2 separate regions of the Homo sapiens genome follow, and region 1 is linked to region 2. The links are chromatin loops, found by intact Hi-C in ENCODE. Cell type or tissue: PC-9. All regions are shown on one strand. Each heading gives the region's core, and the rest is flanking DNA. Links, peaks and the distances in the headings are about the cores only. Region 1 has its middle 18 kb from the start of PPIE. Region 2 overlaps MACF1 (microtubule actin crosslinking factor 1).

Region 1 (8,343 bases), core at 241-8,240, 460 kb after region 2:
GTTCTCCATAGTGGTTGTACTAATTTACATTCCCACCAACAGTGTATGAGGGTTTCCCATTTCTCCACATCCTCACCAGCATTTGTTATTGCCTGACTTTTGGATAAAAGCCATTTTAATTAACTGGAGAGAGATGATATCTCATTGTAGTTTTGATTTGCATTTCTATGATGATCAGTGATGTTGACTACTCTTTCATATAAGCATTAAGGGTTTACTTTTAGGTGAGTAGTATACAAGGAAGAGCATGCCTCGTGAAGACTGACACCCAGTCCAAAGGCAAGGGTAGGCTTATAAGGGCAAAAGCCACACAGTTTCATAAGGAGAGGTGATTGGTTTAAATAAGTCTTTAGCTTGTCCTCTCAGGATTATTTGGCTGTAATGGAACTGAGCCCCAATTCCATCTGTGCTTTTTTGAATCTTTATTGACCCAGTAAGTCCACGAAGTTGAATCCAAATAAACACTTGAGGCACAAATCGCAAACACAAGAAGTTCCTCATCAGGTTAGGGTTTTTGTTTGTTTGTTTGTTATGGGTTTTTTTCTGATTCTGATCAATTTTCCCAGAAGCAGTTGCTTTGGTTCCTTCTTCTGGGACCCTAACTGATTGATTTTTGCATTTTATTACTCATCCAGGCTCAAAGTCAAGCAGGGTGTAAGTCCATCTACACATGCTCAAGGCTTAGCAAAAATTTCCTTTATCATCTCACTTTTACAGGTGGACCTGTGCCACAGAGGAATTAAGTAACCTTCCCATGGTCACATAGCTGGTAAGTCATAGAGCCAGACTTTGGTAGGTGTGGTAGGTAATTTATTTTTCATGTGAATCAATTTCCCGCTGCCATTCTAACCTTTACGTACCCCTATGGGCCAATCCTTCCTAGTCAAGCAGGTTGACTTCAGAATTAGTGCATTTAACCACTTTGCTGGACTGCTTCGAGGAGAAAAAGAGACAGAGAGGGGAAAGGAGGGAAGAAGAGAGAAGGAGGGCGTTCCTCTGTGTGTATTAAGAGCATGTACTTTAGTGGCAAATAGATGTAGGTTAAAATCCCAGATATGGGTGAATTGAGCGCTGCTGGTGGGCAGTAGAGTCACTGCACCACCGCCGGGACCATGGTGTTCTACTTCACCAGCAGCAGCATTAATTCATCCCAGTACACTATTTACATGGGAAAGGATAAATATGAAAATGAAGATCTGATCAAGCACGGCTGGCCTGAAAATATCTGGGAGAGAACATAGAAGACATTCCAAAGGAAGTGCTGATGGACTGTGCCCACCTTGTGAAAGCCAGTAGCATTCAAGGCTGCAAGATGAACGTTAATGTGGTATATACGCCGCAGTCTAACCTGAAGAAAACAGCTGACATGGATGTGGGGCACATAGGTTTTCACAGGCAGAAGGATGTAAAAATTGTGACATGGGAGAAAAAAGTAAATGAGATCCTGAACTGATTAGAAAAGACCAAAGTGGAGTGGTTCCCAGACCTAGCAGCAGAGAAAGAATGCAGAGATCGTGAAGAGAGGAATGAGAAAACAGCCCAAATTCAGGAAATGAAAAGGAGAGAAAAAGAAGAAATGAAGAAGAGGGAAATGGATGAACTTAGGAGCTATTTACCACTAATGAAAGTTGAAAATATGTCTTCAAATCAGGATGGCAATGATTCAACTGAATCCATGTAAAAGGAGAAAAGGACCTTTGAAAGATGTGAATGTAGAGACAATTGCAGACCTTTTGGTTTCATCTGTATTCTGAAGTATAAAATACAACCAAAATTCTACCTTCATCCTACCCAGAAATTATTGATTTTGGAGTTTTAAAAAAATTGTACCTTTTTTGTTGACAGAAAAGGATCAGATATGTATAAAATAGTTGAACTTGACAGCATATAACTTAAAGCAAAAATGTTTTTGCCAGAACATGTCTTGGTACTTTGTGAAAGCTGGCTGCCCTTGTTCTTGAGATTGACTTTAAAATGAACCACTCTGAAAAGTACTTCTGTTGCTGTGATCTATCCCTGAAAACAGATGTCTTGAAACACTTTTCATATTCTTAAAATAATCTTCACTTCTGTTAAGAAGAACATGTTGGTGGGTAATTATGCGAATGTTTCCCTGTCCCTGATTTCCAGATTAGAAAAAAGGGCATATGGGTTTTGAAAAAGAGATTTTCAGAAGATTGTCAGCTTCAGTATTCACGTTCCATCGTGTCATCTGGGTCTGTTAGTGTAGTGACCCACAGCACAGTCTGTCCCAGCTTTTACGTCCTTGCTTCTTCTGAGCAGGGCCTCCTCCATCTTAGTATCATCATATTTAAAGAAATTGATGGTGTTCATCAAGGTGGGGCCTGTGGCAGTTGTTGCCTGAGCACCAAGTAACCCAAGCCACCTATGCAACAACTTCTGGGCTCTGGAGTAATTTCTCAGCATTGAGGGTAAAATAGGAAGGAATGCTCTGTTGATCATTTGGCAGATGTAGGTTACCTGATTTGTGCCTTGGGATGCAGCATGAAGCAGAAGTCCATATTGCAATTATGATTTTAGAAGGAAATAAGCGTTTCACTAGCCAGCCAAGTAATTATATTCTTTACCTTGAAATCATATTTGAGTTGTGGCCCCAGAGTTCAATTTCTCATTGTAGATTCAGTAACTTACTATATAACATTACTTCTCACTTGAACCACTCACTATCTGTTGTGATTCTGAGCAGAAGATGTCTTTTGATTGCAGTATGTAAGGGAACCCCTGTAGAAGGAGACAAAACAAGAAGAAAGAGAACAAAGCCTGCAGGACCAGAGGCATACAGGTGGACATTTTACTCACACCCACAGCAGCAAGAATGACCTCCTGCAGCAGATATTCCACCTGTAATAGCGCTTTGGAATTCTGGGCAAAACCAAAAGGCTAGTGTTTCCAAATATTCCATGTTGGTGTATGGGGTTGAACTGGAAAATTCCCTGAGGCATGATTCATTGGCCAAATTTTGATAGGGTATAGAAGATGACTTTAGAGATGAGTGGTTTTGTGTACGTGTCTAATGATATTCAGCTTGACGTTCTGCAATTTTAAAAGTTATAATAAAGTATAATTTTTTATCTGAAAAAAAATCCCAGATCTGCTTTTTGCTATTTACAAGTTATGTGAACTAAGAAAATTATTTAGATTTTCTAAGGCTCAGTCTCTTCATCTGTAAAAATGAGAAAAAAAAAAAAAGTACATAACCTAAAAGGGCAGTTTATTCTAGATGGTTTTTTAAAACAGCATACCAATTTATGATCCATGACTGCCCCCTAGAGGTAAAATTAAAATACTGCTCCATAATTGTGCTAAATATAATCCCGGAAAGAAGGTACAGACTACAGCTGTGATTATAGGTTCAAGTTGACAGCAAGACTCATGAGACAGAAATAAATTGTAACCTAGAATACAAGGCAGAAGATATGGCAGATGCTACATCTTTATCTCACCAGGTGGCCCAGCAGCTACCGAAGTACACATGTCCTGTTGTCATTCATCCACAGGGCAATTACAGCTGCCACGGGCTAGCCAAGGTGTGCAGCGATCACTTTGACTCATAGAACCTAAAGCCTTAGTCAGGCGCAGTGGCTCATACCTGTAATCCCAGCACTTTGGGAGGCTGAGGCAGGAGGATCTCTTGGGCCTAGTCTGAGACCAGCCTGGGTCTCAGGCAAGGCCCTGTCTCTTTAAATAAATAAATAAATAAATAAATAAATAAATAAGTAAGTAAGTAAATAACCTGAAACCTCTATTTCTCACCAATATTTCCTGCCATTCCCAGTTGCATACGCTCATGACCTGTATGCTCACTGACAATGCCTCCAGACCCATGCGCAGTTCCACACAATTGTGTAGTCAGCATACACAACATCCCCTGTTTATGTTAACTCTGCAGTTTCCAAGGAAACAGTATTGTGGAAGACCAAGGTCAGTGTCAGGCAGGCTTGCATCAGCCCCAGCCTGATATTAATTTTCCCTTTACTCACAGAAGCATAATTTAACATTAAGAAATGTTTCCCTGTGATTTGCCAATTAAGTGATAAAGGAGAAAAATCATACAATCCTCTCAAAAATGCAAAAAACATCATTCAACAAAACTAAATGTGGATTCATAATTTTTAAAAAACCCTTAACAAATTAGGAATAGAAGGGAACTTTTTCAACCTGTTAAAGGGTATCTACCCCAAACATAAACTTTATGCTTGAAAGTTTGGAAGCATTTCCATTAAGTCAGGAACAAGATTGCTATCAGCACTATTATTCACCATTATACTGGAGCTCCTAGCCAATGTAATAAGAGAAATAAACAAGAAGTGTTAACATAGAAAAACAGAACACTATCCATATTTGCAGGTGATATTACAGTCAATGAGAAAATCCAAGAGAATATAGAGAAAAACTATTTAAACCAATAAGAGTATTAGGCATAAAATATACCATTCCCAGGGTTGATAACAACTCTAAGGCATCTAGGACTATATCTCATAAAGGATATACTAGACCTTCATAGAGGACAATACAAAATGTTTTTAAATATATAAAAAGAATATGAATAAAATAATAAATGGAGAGATATTGATGGGAATACTTACTATTATAAAGGTATCACTTCTCTCCCAAAATAAACCTACAAATTAAATTCATTCCAATACAAACTCAGCAGGATTTTTTGTTGTAACTGGATTAACAGGTCCTAAAGTTCATATGAAAGAGTAAATGTCCATGAACATGCAAGATACTTCTGAAAAAAAGAATAAAATACCAGATATAACAAATGAATGTTAAACTACAGAAATTAAATAGAGTACAGTCAATTCAGACCAACCTAAAGGGGTAGAGAGCCCAGATACAGTCCAAACACATTGGTCTTTTAATCACCTACAAAGCCTCACATGATCTGACCTCATCTCTCCAGCCACTTGCCTCAGCTCACTCCACTTCAGCCACACTGGCCTTGCTATTCCTTGAACTTGCCAGGCCAGGCCAGTGTGGGCTCTTGACACTGACTTTTCCCTCTGTCTGGAATACTGTTTATACAGATAATTCCCTTACCTACTTCTGGTCTGCATTCCCATATAACCTTCTCAATGAGACCCACCCTGACTTCTCCATTTAGAATCATCACTCATGTCCCTAACTCAGATCCTTCTTGCCCTTCTCTACTTTTTCTCCACCCCTCACAGAACTTATCACCTTCTAACACTCCAAATAATTTACTTATTGTGCTCATTGTTTTTAAAAATCCATCTGCCCCTGCTAGAATGTAAGCCCCACAAGGGTATAGATCTCTGTTTTGTTAGATCTCAAGTACTTTAACAGTTCCTGGCATATAGTAGGCACTCAATAAATACCAGTGGAATAAATCAATGGAACAAGGGCATTTCCAGTAGTAATAAATGCTATAAAGCAAATAACACAGGGGCATGTGACAGAATAACTGGGGCAGGCTTCTATAAATTGATTAATCAGGGAAGAACTCTCTGACTGAGTGACTTGTAGTGGTAGGCTGGCAAATATTTAGCAACTGACTCCAAAACAAAAGCCCTGATTTATAGCTTTTGCCTATTTCCATGGTGTAAATATTCCCACCATGGCCAATTCGAAGTTACTGGCATAACATAACTGAATAGGGAGTTGGAAAGAGATGCACACACCTGGCTCTCACAAGCCAATGCAAGCCAGCTCCAACACACCACTGCACTTGTATGGAATGGGAGAGCTCCATACAGGATTCTTGAGTGAATCACTAGAATGTAAACTCGATGAGAATGGGATTTCCTGTGTCCTCAGCACCTAGAATATTTCCTGGTGTATTACATTTGCTTAGTAAATACTTCTTGAATGACTGAATGACTGAATACATACATAAGTGTAGGAATTTCTTCATTCACTTTTACCCAAGTGAGTACCTAGCTTATTTGCCACCTGGAATGGATAATTTTTTTACTGTCCCTCTTTTTCATATGACAAAATCATTTTCAGTAAAATCATGAAATAAAATGAATAATAATAAGAATAGGCTGGGCATGGTGGCTCACACCTATAATCCCAGCACTTTTGGAGGCCGAGGCGGGTGGATCACCTGAGGTCAGGGGTTCAAGACCAGCCTGGCCAACATGGTGAAACCCCGTCTCTACTAAAAATACAAAAATTAGCTGGGGGTGGTGGCGGGCGCCTGTAATCCCAGCTACTCAGTAGGCTGAGGCAGGAGAATCACTTGAACCTGGGAGGCGGAGGTTGCAGTGAGCCGAGATCGTGCCATTGCACTCCAACCTGGGCGACAAGAGTGAAACCGTGTCTCAAAAAAATAATAATAATAGTAATAATAAGTCCCAGAAATTAAAAAGCAGATAGTAAGAACTTTTGTCTATATAAATAAATAAATGCCAATATAAATGAATATTACAATACAAAAAGGAAAAGAGTAATTAATGAATAATTTTAATTACCTTAATGTGTTTTTTGAAAAAAGGAAAAAACCTACTTATTTTGTTCTGTAATGGTAATTAATATTACAATTATGATTTTTGAGCCTTAACTTCTGCAAATTTGTCAATGACTGTGTCTAAATTTATCTTTTTTGCAGCCTTATGTTCAATAGACAGTACAGACAGATTTTTCTTTTTCTTTTTGTGGGGGATTTTCTAGTAAAAAATGGAAAACCTGCTAGACAAATTCTTAAAAAGCTATAACACAGATAAATTTTTCTATCTTCACTCAGAGTTGATTGAAAAACCCATTTTATTAATTTCAAATTTAAAAAGGTTGTTTCACATGAAGCAACATACATACAAATACTTAGGAAAAGTCTTAAACATAGGAAAATTTGTCAAAGACTCGTAAAAACCCCATCTCACAAATTCCAGAGATTAAAATTCTGTCCATGTATTTATTCATTGGAACTTATTCAAGTAACTTTCAAATGTCTCCTCAGTTAAAAAAATTCCATTAAAATATATTTACCAGAAAATTTATCAAGTATTTATGTCATATTTGGTTCAAATAAAAGGGTTTCACTTCTCCTGCAAAAATCAGAAGTTTGCTAAATCATGATGAACATTAACATTATTTGATCCATTTGTTTAGAATGAGTGTCCAGACCTCTGTGAAAACAATTTAGTCGTAAAAACATTATCATTTTTATTTCTTCTGGTAGTGTAAGACCGACATCTTTTTTTATTATTATTTTTGAGACAGAGTCTCGCTCTGTTGCCCAGGCTGGAGTGCAGTGGCATGATCTCAGCAACTCAACCCAGGAGGCTGAGAGTGCAACCTCTGCCTCCTGGGTTCAAGTGATTCTCCCACTTCAGCCTCCTGAGTAGCTGGTACTACAGGTGTGCACCACCACGCCTGGCTAATTTTTGTATTTTCAGTAGAGATGGAGTTTCACCATGTTGGCTGGCTCTTCTTGAACTCCTGGCCTCAAATGATCCATCCGCCTTGGCCTCCCATGGTGATGGGATTACAGGCGTGAGCAGCATCTTTTGTTGTTTCTCTCAGTATTCCTCTTTGGGCTTCTTTTTTCTATGCAAATATCCATTTCCTTGCCTTTTATTGTTCCATAATTAATGCCCACCTCCATAATTTTGTATAGCAGTTGAAAGTTATTAATTTTTAAACAGCTTTATTGAGTTGTAATTTACCTATCATGAAGGGCATCCATTGTAAATGTATAATTCAATGATCTTTAGTAACTCTATAAATCACAATCCAGCTTTAGAACATTTTCATCATCTCAAAAAGTTTACTTGTTCCTGTTTGTAGTTAGTCCCTGCTCCCACCGCCAGCCCCAGGCAACTATTGATCTGCTTTCACAGTCTATAGATTTGACTCTTTTTGGAAATTTTGTAAAAATGGAATCACACAATATGTGGTCTTTTGTGATTAGCTTCTTTCACTCAGCAACGTATTTTTGAAGTTCAGCCATGGTGTAGCATGTCCTTTTTAAATTTGCTGAGTGGCATTCCATTATGAGGATATTTTCTTTATGCACTCACCACTTGATGGACATTGCATTATTATCAGATTTTAGCTATTTATGAACAATTGTGCTATGAACATTTCATGGACAAGTCTGTGTGTGGACATATACTTTTATCTCTCTTGGGTAGATATCTAGGAGAGGAATTGCTGGGTCATAGTTAGAGTTAAAATTTTAGTAGGTGTCAAACTCTTTTCAAAGTAGTTCCACCATTTTATATTCCCATCAGCAGTGTATTTTCTTTTTTTGCTGAAGTGCAGTGGCAGGATCATGGCTCACTGCAGTCTCACCCTCTTGGACTTAATAGATCCTCCCACCTCAGCCTCCCAAGGAGCTGGGACCACAGA
Region 2 (8,343 bases), core at 316-8,315:
CTACGATAGCATTTAACTGTGATTTTAGGAGTCATAGAGCCAAAGTCTGTTCCCATTAACCTCACATCCAGAATCAAGTTCTGCCACATGTGACTGCAGATGAACCTGAACAGAAGCTGTGGCATTGATTCGGCATTAGTGGTCAAACAGTATTCTGTGTTTGCGAGATGCGTAGTGGTACACAAGACATTTGGGGACCTCAGAGAGCCTGGTCGAAACACGTACAGGCCTGGTCTTAGGGGGTGCTTTGTGTAATGCTCCCAGGCCTGGCTTCTACTGTAAGGAATTCTTGTGTGGTCCTTTAGTCCTGGAAATAAAAGAGAAAGGGTCTGTATGGTTAAATTGTGTAGCCAGAATTAACATCCCTTTTTTTGTTTGTTTGCAGCCCCGGGAGAAGGGCAGGATGCGTTTTCATAGGCTGCAGAATGTGCAGATTGCCCTGGACTTCCTAAAGCAGCGACAGGTAAGACCATCACATGCCTTCCCCATTCTTCCAGGCTGTGTTGGCATTGGGGCCCTATTCAGAGATGTTTTTAGTGCCCCTAGTAAGCTCTCAGTAAATGCTAAATCTGATTGACCCAGTTCTGAGTCTTAACTTGCTAGTGAGCAATTGTATTCTGGTTAGAGAAATCATTCAGTACTCACACAGAACTTGTGACCTCCTTGAGAGGAAGAATGTTCACGGAGAAGAACATGATGATAAAGATGGAATTTTGTGGATGCACCTTAGGTGGGGGTCAAAATGAAGATGAAAAATAAACTAGAAAAGAGATGGAAAAAAGGTGTGGCATCCAGGAAGAGAGAGAACCAGATTGCTATATCAAGGTGAAAATGAGATAAGGGGGTAGTGTGGATTGTGGAATGCCACATCAGATCTGAGAAAAAGGTCTAAGTTGTTAAGCACTGATAACTTAAGTGAGCAGTTTAATACAGGAGAAAGATATTTAGAGTATAGTAGAGCTAGATATAGGAAGGGAGAAAGAAGCTTTTCCTTCCCTGGATGAGGAAGACAACAACCCATTTTTAGACATAGGAAGAGGAGCCAATGAAGAGAGTAAGAATGAAAATGAGCATGAGGAGGAGTATTGGTAGTCATAGAACGTTTCACCGAGAAGATACCCTAATGTTGTACTAGTCCAGTTTCTTATTATAGATAAAGAAACTGAGACCTGGACAGGTAAATGACCTGCCTCAAATCACAAGTCAGAGCAAAGCTGAGACTTTAACTCAGGCCTTCTGACATGCAGTTTAGTGCACCTTCCACTATCCATGCTGCTTTCTACACAGCACCCTTCCTCCTTTGCTTCCTAACTGAAGGAACCAAATCCAGGGATTGATGGATGAGAAGCAGAGCACAAGTGGTGTGGCCATCTTTGAAAAAGAAAAGAAAAATACCTCTTTTGAGAGACAAGGAGAATGACAGAGGGAGGGGTGAAGATACAGAGATGGTTTGTGGTAGAAAGAAGATGGATGAGGGAGTCAAAGAGTTCATCTGCTTAGAGTGAGCCATATGGAAAATATTTGGGATATCTAGGGTTGCCAAGCAACAACAGGGTCAACGTGACATTAAATGGTATGCATATTTTTGGAGTCAGTTCATTTTTGACACTCATATCAGTAATTCTCATTAACTTCTAAAATTCTCTGTTTGCTCTCATAACAATTTACTTCTGGTATAACATTTCTTATTTTCTTGTTATTTCTCTGTTTGCTCCAATGCATTATAGGCTCCGTGAGGACGGGGAATAAGATCTTAACATTTCACCTTCATCTCTCATAATGAATGGTCCTCAGTTGGCACTTAATAAATATTTGCTGAAATAAATTGATAAATAAAAGTGGTAGAAGTGGAGGTTGCTGAAGTGTTTAGGGTACTGGAGAAAGCAGCATTGAAATGCCTGTGTGTGGAGCTAGAGGAAGCTGGGGTGGGGGCCTTACTGGCAGGGTTTATGAGAAGAATTGATTAGCTAGAAGTCTAAATCAGGACAAAAAGTGGCTTTGGTTACTATGATAGAATGAAAACGTGGACAGGTAAGAACAGTGGATTCAAAGAAGGGCAGGGAGATTACTAGAGCCGTTCTTGGTAACGGTAAAGTCCAAGATGTAGCTGTGCAGATGGCCAAGGTAGGGAAAAACGAAAGTCATCAGAATTCAAAAGGCAGGCAATTTGTGCAGATAGTGTAATATTTGGGATATCAATATAAATGCTAAATTTCCAGGAAAGGTGATGATGAGGCAGGAAAAGAGAATAGGAGCTAGGTAGTGAGGTCATTGAGAAAAAGGTTAGCAGAGATTGGAAGGTGGTTTGGCCAAGGGAGGTAGACTTCACAATGAAAGGGGAAGGCTGACAGAGGTAGGACTGAGGAATGTGGACTTGGCTGGTACTGGTAACCCACCAACTGTCAACTGTTAGTGATTAGAAAAATTGAATTCTCGGGGAGGGGACAGGTTTTCCCACTTGCATCCTACTCCCACCGTATAGAAGAGGAGACCAAGATACAGAAAAGGGAAAGAACTTGCCCAGATGAATGTCATTGTAAGGGAGAAATGAGGCCTCCATTTGAGAAGGTCACTAGGGTCCTCTGGAGACACACAAGTTTCAGTTCAGTAGAAGAGATAAAGGGAGGACAGCTGAAGGACACTGTGTCGCAGGACTCTGAGGGTATGATTGAGGAGGCTAACAGAGGTGAAGTAGAAGTAGGGTGGTTTGCCCAGGACACTCCCAGTTTTAAAGTTCCACGTCCCAGGAAATTCCTCCGTTCCCAGCACACTGGGGCAGTAAGTCAGCCTGGGAAGAGGGTGTGTCAGGGCACATTGAGTTGTTGGGATGAGATTTTAGGAGTAAAGCAGGTGCTGCGGGAGGCATGGCAGGTATGGATATCTGTGACAAAGATGGGATAATGGAGGTGAGAGCAGGCCAAAGACTGGTGAGGGAAGAGAGGCATCTCTCTTTTCTGTCTTTCTCTCTCAGAACCTTAAGAAAAAAAAAAAAAAGGCAAAGAAGAAAGAAATCTTGGCCCTGATGGCAATAAAAAAGTGACCCACAATACCTTGTGCTTGCGAGGTTGCTTTTCTGGTGAGAAAGCAAAATGGCGTAGCTACTCTGATGACTTCTTATAAAGCTAATCATATATCATATAACCCAGCAATCCCACTCCTAGGAATATACCCTAAAGAAATTACTGTGCTCACACAAAAACCTGCACATGAATATTCATAATTGCCAAAATCTAGAAATAATTCACATATCCTTCGATGGATGAATGGGTGAACAAAGAGTAGCATATCTCTATAATGGAATACTACTCAGCGATCAAAAGGAGCAAACTGTTGATTCATGCAACAGCTTGGATAGGGATCTCAAGGGCATTATGCCGAGTGAAATAAAAAGACAGTTTCTTTTTTTTTGAGACGGAGTCTCACTCTGTCGCCCAGGCTGGAGTGCAGTGGCACAATCTCTGCTCACTGCAAGCTCTACCTCCCAGGTTCACGCCATTCTCCTGCCTCAGCCTACTGAGTAGCTGGGACTACAGGCACCCGCCACCATGCCCGGCTAATTTTTTGTATTTTTAGCAGAGACGGGGTTTCACCGTGTTAGCCAGGATGGTCTCGATCTCCTGACCTCGTGATCCGCCTGTCTCAGCCTCCCAAAGTGCTGGGATTACAGGCGTGAGCCATCGCGTCTGGCCGGCAGTTTCAAAATCTTGCATGCTGCATGATCCCATTTATCCAACACTCTGGAAAAAGCAAAACAAGGAATCAGGATCAGATCAGTGGTTGTCAGGAATTAGGGGTGAGAGTAGGGTTTGATTACAAGGAGGGGGCCAGCACAAGGGACCTTTTTGGGGTGATGAAACTGTTTTGTGGTGGTAGTTGCATGAATCTATACATGTGTTAAAACTCATAGAACTGTACACCAAAAAAGAAATCAGTTTAACTGTAAATCAATAATGAAGTGATGCAAAAATTTAATCAAAACAAAAAGTCCTAGAGCTCTGAGCCGTGCTTTTATTTCTTTTTCAGGTGAAACTAGTGAATATTCGCAATGATGACATCACAGATGGCAACCCCAAGTTGACCCTGGGTCTGATCTGGACCATTATTTTGCATTTCCAGGTAGGGCATGTGAAGTTTGGAATTCCTGTTGCTTTGTTTGGACATGGCCTAGAAAGTTGCACTGCCTTCCACAGACAGCATTGAGCCTTCCTTCTCTCTATTTGTCAGTGAACAAAGGTGGATGGGAGTTGGAAAGGAAAATTAAGATTGATCTGCAGACAAGCTGTTGTATCGTAAACGCAAAACTTCCTAATTATTTGCTTAATTAAATGGAGGGATTTTTTTACCCATTTGTGGTTTGGCCCTGTCCTCAGCAGTCTGGTTATTAGAGGTCTGTTTGCTCAGCTGAATCAAAATGAGGCTCTTGAAGGACTCAGAATATGAGGGTTGAGAAAAGCTGTTGGTGTTGATGCTTTAGAATGGTGGAGTGAAGGTTCATAGTCCTGCTCTAATGTAGACTTTTTCTCATCTCTAATAACCTTTAAACAAGCCTCGTTAATTAGAATACTTTAGTATCTGGGTTTGTATATGTGCTGGCAAGCACAACCTTGCAGCGGCCATCACACCCAAGAGCATCTTGAAGAATATTCACATGGTCACATGGCCTTCCTCTTCCTAAGAAGGCAAATCCTTTTTAGATCTGAATTGCTATTGGAAAAGTACAGCCCTATTTTTATAAAAAGGCTGTTCTTTTACATCCCTTTTAGGTCAGCCAAACAAAGCTATTTCTCAGACAGCTCTCTCTGATACACAGTTGCTGCACATGAGGCTGATGGATTAGAGGCTGATAGCTAGTGGGAATAGAAGGCAGGGTGCCGACTTCAGGGATGAGGCCAAGGTGACATCCTAGCTGGGGAGTTGGCGCTACCTGCTGGTTAAAGATAGAACAACAGGTGTCCCCGAATTCCTGAGAGAAAAATCTGAGTGCTTAGGCTTGTTTCTTGAGGCTCTAGTTTGGAAGCAATGCTGGCAGTCACCAGCATGGACAGGGCTAGGATTGTGTGGTGGTAATGTATTTTTGTGGAACCACAGGGTATCCTCAGGCAAGCTTTGGGCATAGGGATAACCAGGAACATGAACTTGGTAGGTGTGCTCTGTCTGGCAGGATGGGAAACTTTGTTGAGCTTTCATGGAGGACTACAGTTATCCCTTTGGAACTCTTATGAACAGAGGAGCTTTTAGAGAAATTTGTTTGTTTTTTGGTCACAAACCTGCCCTCACTGTGAGTGCCCAATGTTTGTCTCATAGGTGGGAGGTAAGGAGAATTTATTCACTGTCTCTATTCACCCCAACTACTACAACTAAATTAATTTCCTTTTTTTTTGACCGAGTTTTGCTCTTGGATTGCAATGATGTGTTCTTGGCTCACTGCAACCTCCGCCTCCTGGGTTCAAGAGATTCTCCTGCCTCAGCCTCCCAAGTAGCTGGGATTACAGGCACCTGCCAACATGCCTGGCTAATTTATATGTTTTTAGTAGAGATAGAGTTTCACCATGTTGGCCAGGCTAGTCTCGAACTCCTGCTCTCAGGTGATCCACCCACCTCGGTCTCCCAAAGTGTTGGGATTACAGGCGTGAGCCACCGTACCAGGCCATAACAAATGTTTAAATAGAGAAAACATTTTCTTTTCTTTTTTCTTTTTCTTTTTCTTTCTTTCTTTTTTTGTTTTTTGAGACGGAATTTCGCTCTTGTTGCCCGGGCTAGAGTGCAATGGTGCAATCTCCGTTCACCGCAACCTCTGCCTCCCGGGTTCAAGAGATTCTCCTGCTTCAGCCTTCCGAGTAACTGGGATTACTGGCATGCACCACTACACCCGGCTAATTTTGTATTTTTAGTACAGGGTTTCTCCATGTTGGTCAGGCTGGTCTCAAACTTCCAACCTCAGGTGATCCACCTGCCTCAGCCTCCCAAAGTGTTGGATTACAGGCGTGAGCCACCGTGCCCGGCCAGAAGAAACATTTCCTTGAAGCATTTAAAAATTTCATTTCTTTCTGTTTACTAGTTTTCAGAATAATTAGTTGGTTCGCTAAGATTCTCCAAAGGTGACCAATAATAGTTCCTTTGTTCACCATTTTTTTTTTAGTATCACTGTGACTTGTGGATTTTTAAGCAGACTTAATGTTCCAATCAAATACAGTTATTATTCTTTTTAATAAAATCAAATAGCTCCATCTTTGGCTGTAAAGAGGCTTTCAAGTTGACTCTGAGTCCTTTGGCATGACCACAGTGGTCTTTGATAATTTCCTTTATTTCTTGTGCGATGAGGTATTCCAGACTCTTTTTTTATATTTTCTGTCCCAGGCCTGAAATTCTTAATCTCCCCTAGGAACTGGTTCTCTATTTATTGACCACAGTCTGAATGCTCCTAGGTTGCCCATTATTTCTTTCTTTTTCTTTTCTTTTTTTTTTTTTTTGAAGCAGATTTCGCTCTTGTTGCACAGGCTGGAGTGCAATGGCACCATCTCGGCTTACCAAAACCTCTGCCTCCCAGGTTCAAGCGATTCTCCTGCCTCAGCCTCCCAAGTAGCTGGGATTACAGGCGTGTGCCACCACGCTCAGCTAATTTTTTTATTATTAGTAGAGACAGGGTTGTTGGCCAGGCTGGTCTCGAGCTCCTGACCTCAGGTGATCCACCTGCCTCAGCTTCTCAAAGTGCTGGGATTACAGGCGTGAGCCACCACACGCGGCTGGTTGCCCATCATTTCTAGGCTTTTTCTGTGGGCAGAGCTAGGCAATACTTGTATTATCTCTAAAAACAACAACAACAACAACAAACAAACAAAAAACCCCATGAATTTTTACTGATATTTCTAATTCAAATTTAGGATTGCAGGGTTTTGTTTAACCTCTTTGACTTTATATCATTTTTTTTCTTATACTGAAAATCTTGATCTTAACAACAGTAATGTGGTTACTTACTCTTTTCCTACACACACAGAGATCTGTAAAATCATATATATTATTTGTAATATATATGAATCCAAGTGACAATATGAATGTTATTGTTAGCAGTATGATTACTTTGAAGTCACTTGAAATAATTTCTCTCTATTGTTGTTAAGCCACAAATTCAATACACAATTAAGGTTCATTTGTTTTTATTTGCTTTCAGTTTTGGGGGGTTGCTTTTTTCCTTTCAATTTTACCTTACATTATGTAGATCATTTATATTGTTCCAAAGGGAAATTTTAAAAAGTTAAATACAAATTGTGTTCAGAGAGGTCTAGCTTCCATCTCTGCTCCCTCCATTCTGTATCTTCCCATTCTCTGTAGTTAGCTAAATGTTTTAAAACACCTTTTTGGTTATAATTTCTATTGTTTGTTTATTTTAGGAAAATGCATTCATAAAAAAAACTTTACTGAGGTGTAATTTACATACCATCAAATCAACTAATTTAATGATTTTTATGAGTTGTACAATCATCACCATAATCTAGTTTGGGGACATTTTCATCATCCAAATAAGATCCTTCTTGTTCATTTACAGTTACTGCACATTTTCATCACCAGCCTCAGGCAGCCACTAATTTATTTTCTATCTTGATAGATTTGCTTATTCTGGACATTTCATATAAATGGAATCCTATGATAGATGGTCTTTTGTATCTGGCTTTTTTCACTTAACATAATATTTTTTGGTTCATCCATGTTGTGGCACATATCAGTACGTCATTCTTTTTTATTGCTGAATATTCTGTTGTATGGATATATCATGTATTTTGTTTAAATATTAAGCCAGTTGATAGACATTTGAGTGGTTTTCACTTTTTCACTGTTATAAATAAAGTTATTTGCATACCAGTCTGTGTGGGTTTATGTTTTCATTTCTCTTGTGTATACATGTATATACCTAGGAATGGGATTTCTTAATTGTACAGTAAGCATGTTTAGCTTTTAAAGAAACTGCCAAATTGTCTTGCAAAATGGTGTATCATTTTACATTCCTACCAGCAATGTATGTGGTTTCCTGTGTCTTTACATCCTCACCAGTATTTATTGTCTGTTTTAGATTATAGCTATCACAGTGAGTGTGAAATTGTATCTCTTTGTGGTTTTAGTTTGCAGGAAAATGTATTATTTAATTGAATTCCACAAACATTGACTGGGAATGTTATGAGCAAGGTCTTAGATAGAGTGTATGGAAGATACACGGCTGAGTGCAATGGCTCACACCTGTAATCCCAGCACTTCGGGAGGCCTAGGTGGGCAGATCACTTGAGGTCAGGAGTTCAAGACCAGCCTGGCTAACATGGTAAAACCCCATCTCTACTAAAAATACAAAAATTA

The links. Hi-C counts contacts between places; a loop is a spot of excess contacts. Peaks named below come from ENCODE experiments on the same cell type or tissue, not always from the same donor. Only the 100,000 strongest peaks of a DNase experiment are listed, where the experiment ranks them.
Region 1: it touches region 2 in a loop (6-fold over the local background); 2 of 110 quality-filtered maps call a loop at or near these places.

What each region holds. Positions count from the first base shown.
Region 1 is chr1:39,716,916-39,725,258 of GRCh38, forward strand. It overlaps the pseudogene CCDC25P1 and the pseudogene RNU7-121P. Among named protein-coding and RNA genes, the nearest start is that of PPIE, 18 kb to the right of the region's middle. In PC-9, for the core only: CTCF peaks have their summits at 3,295 (motif pointing left) and 3,495; DNase peaks (open chromatin) are centred at 3,286 and 5,816; H3K27me3 peaks cover 531 bases.
Region 2 is chr1:39,253,913-39,262,255 of GRCh38, forward strand. It overlaps MACF1 (microtubule actin crosslinking factor 1), which reads left to right. Exons shown (of 101, transcript NM_001394062.1): 5 at 386-463; 6 at 4,024-4,116. Among named protein-coding and RNA genes, the nearest start is that of MACF1, 53 kb to the left of the region's middle. In PC-9, for the core only: CTCF peaks have their summits at 4,911 (motif pointing left) and 5,111; a DNase peak (open chromatin) is centred at 4,939.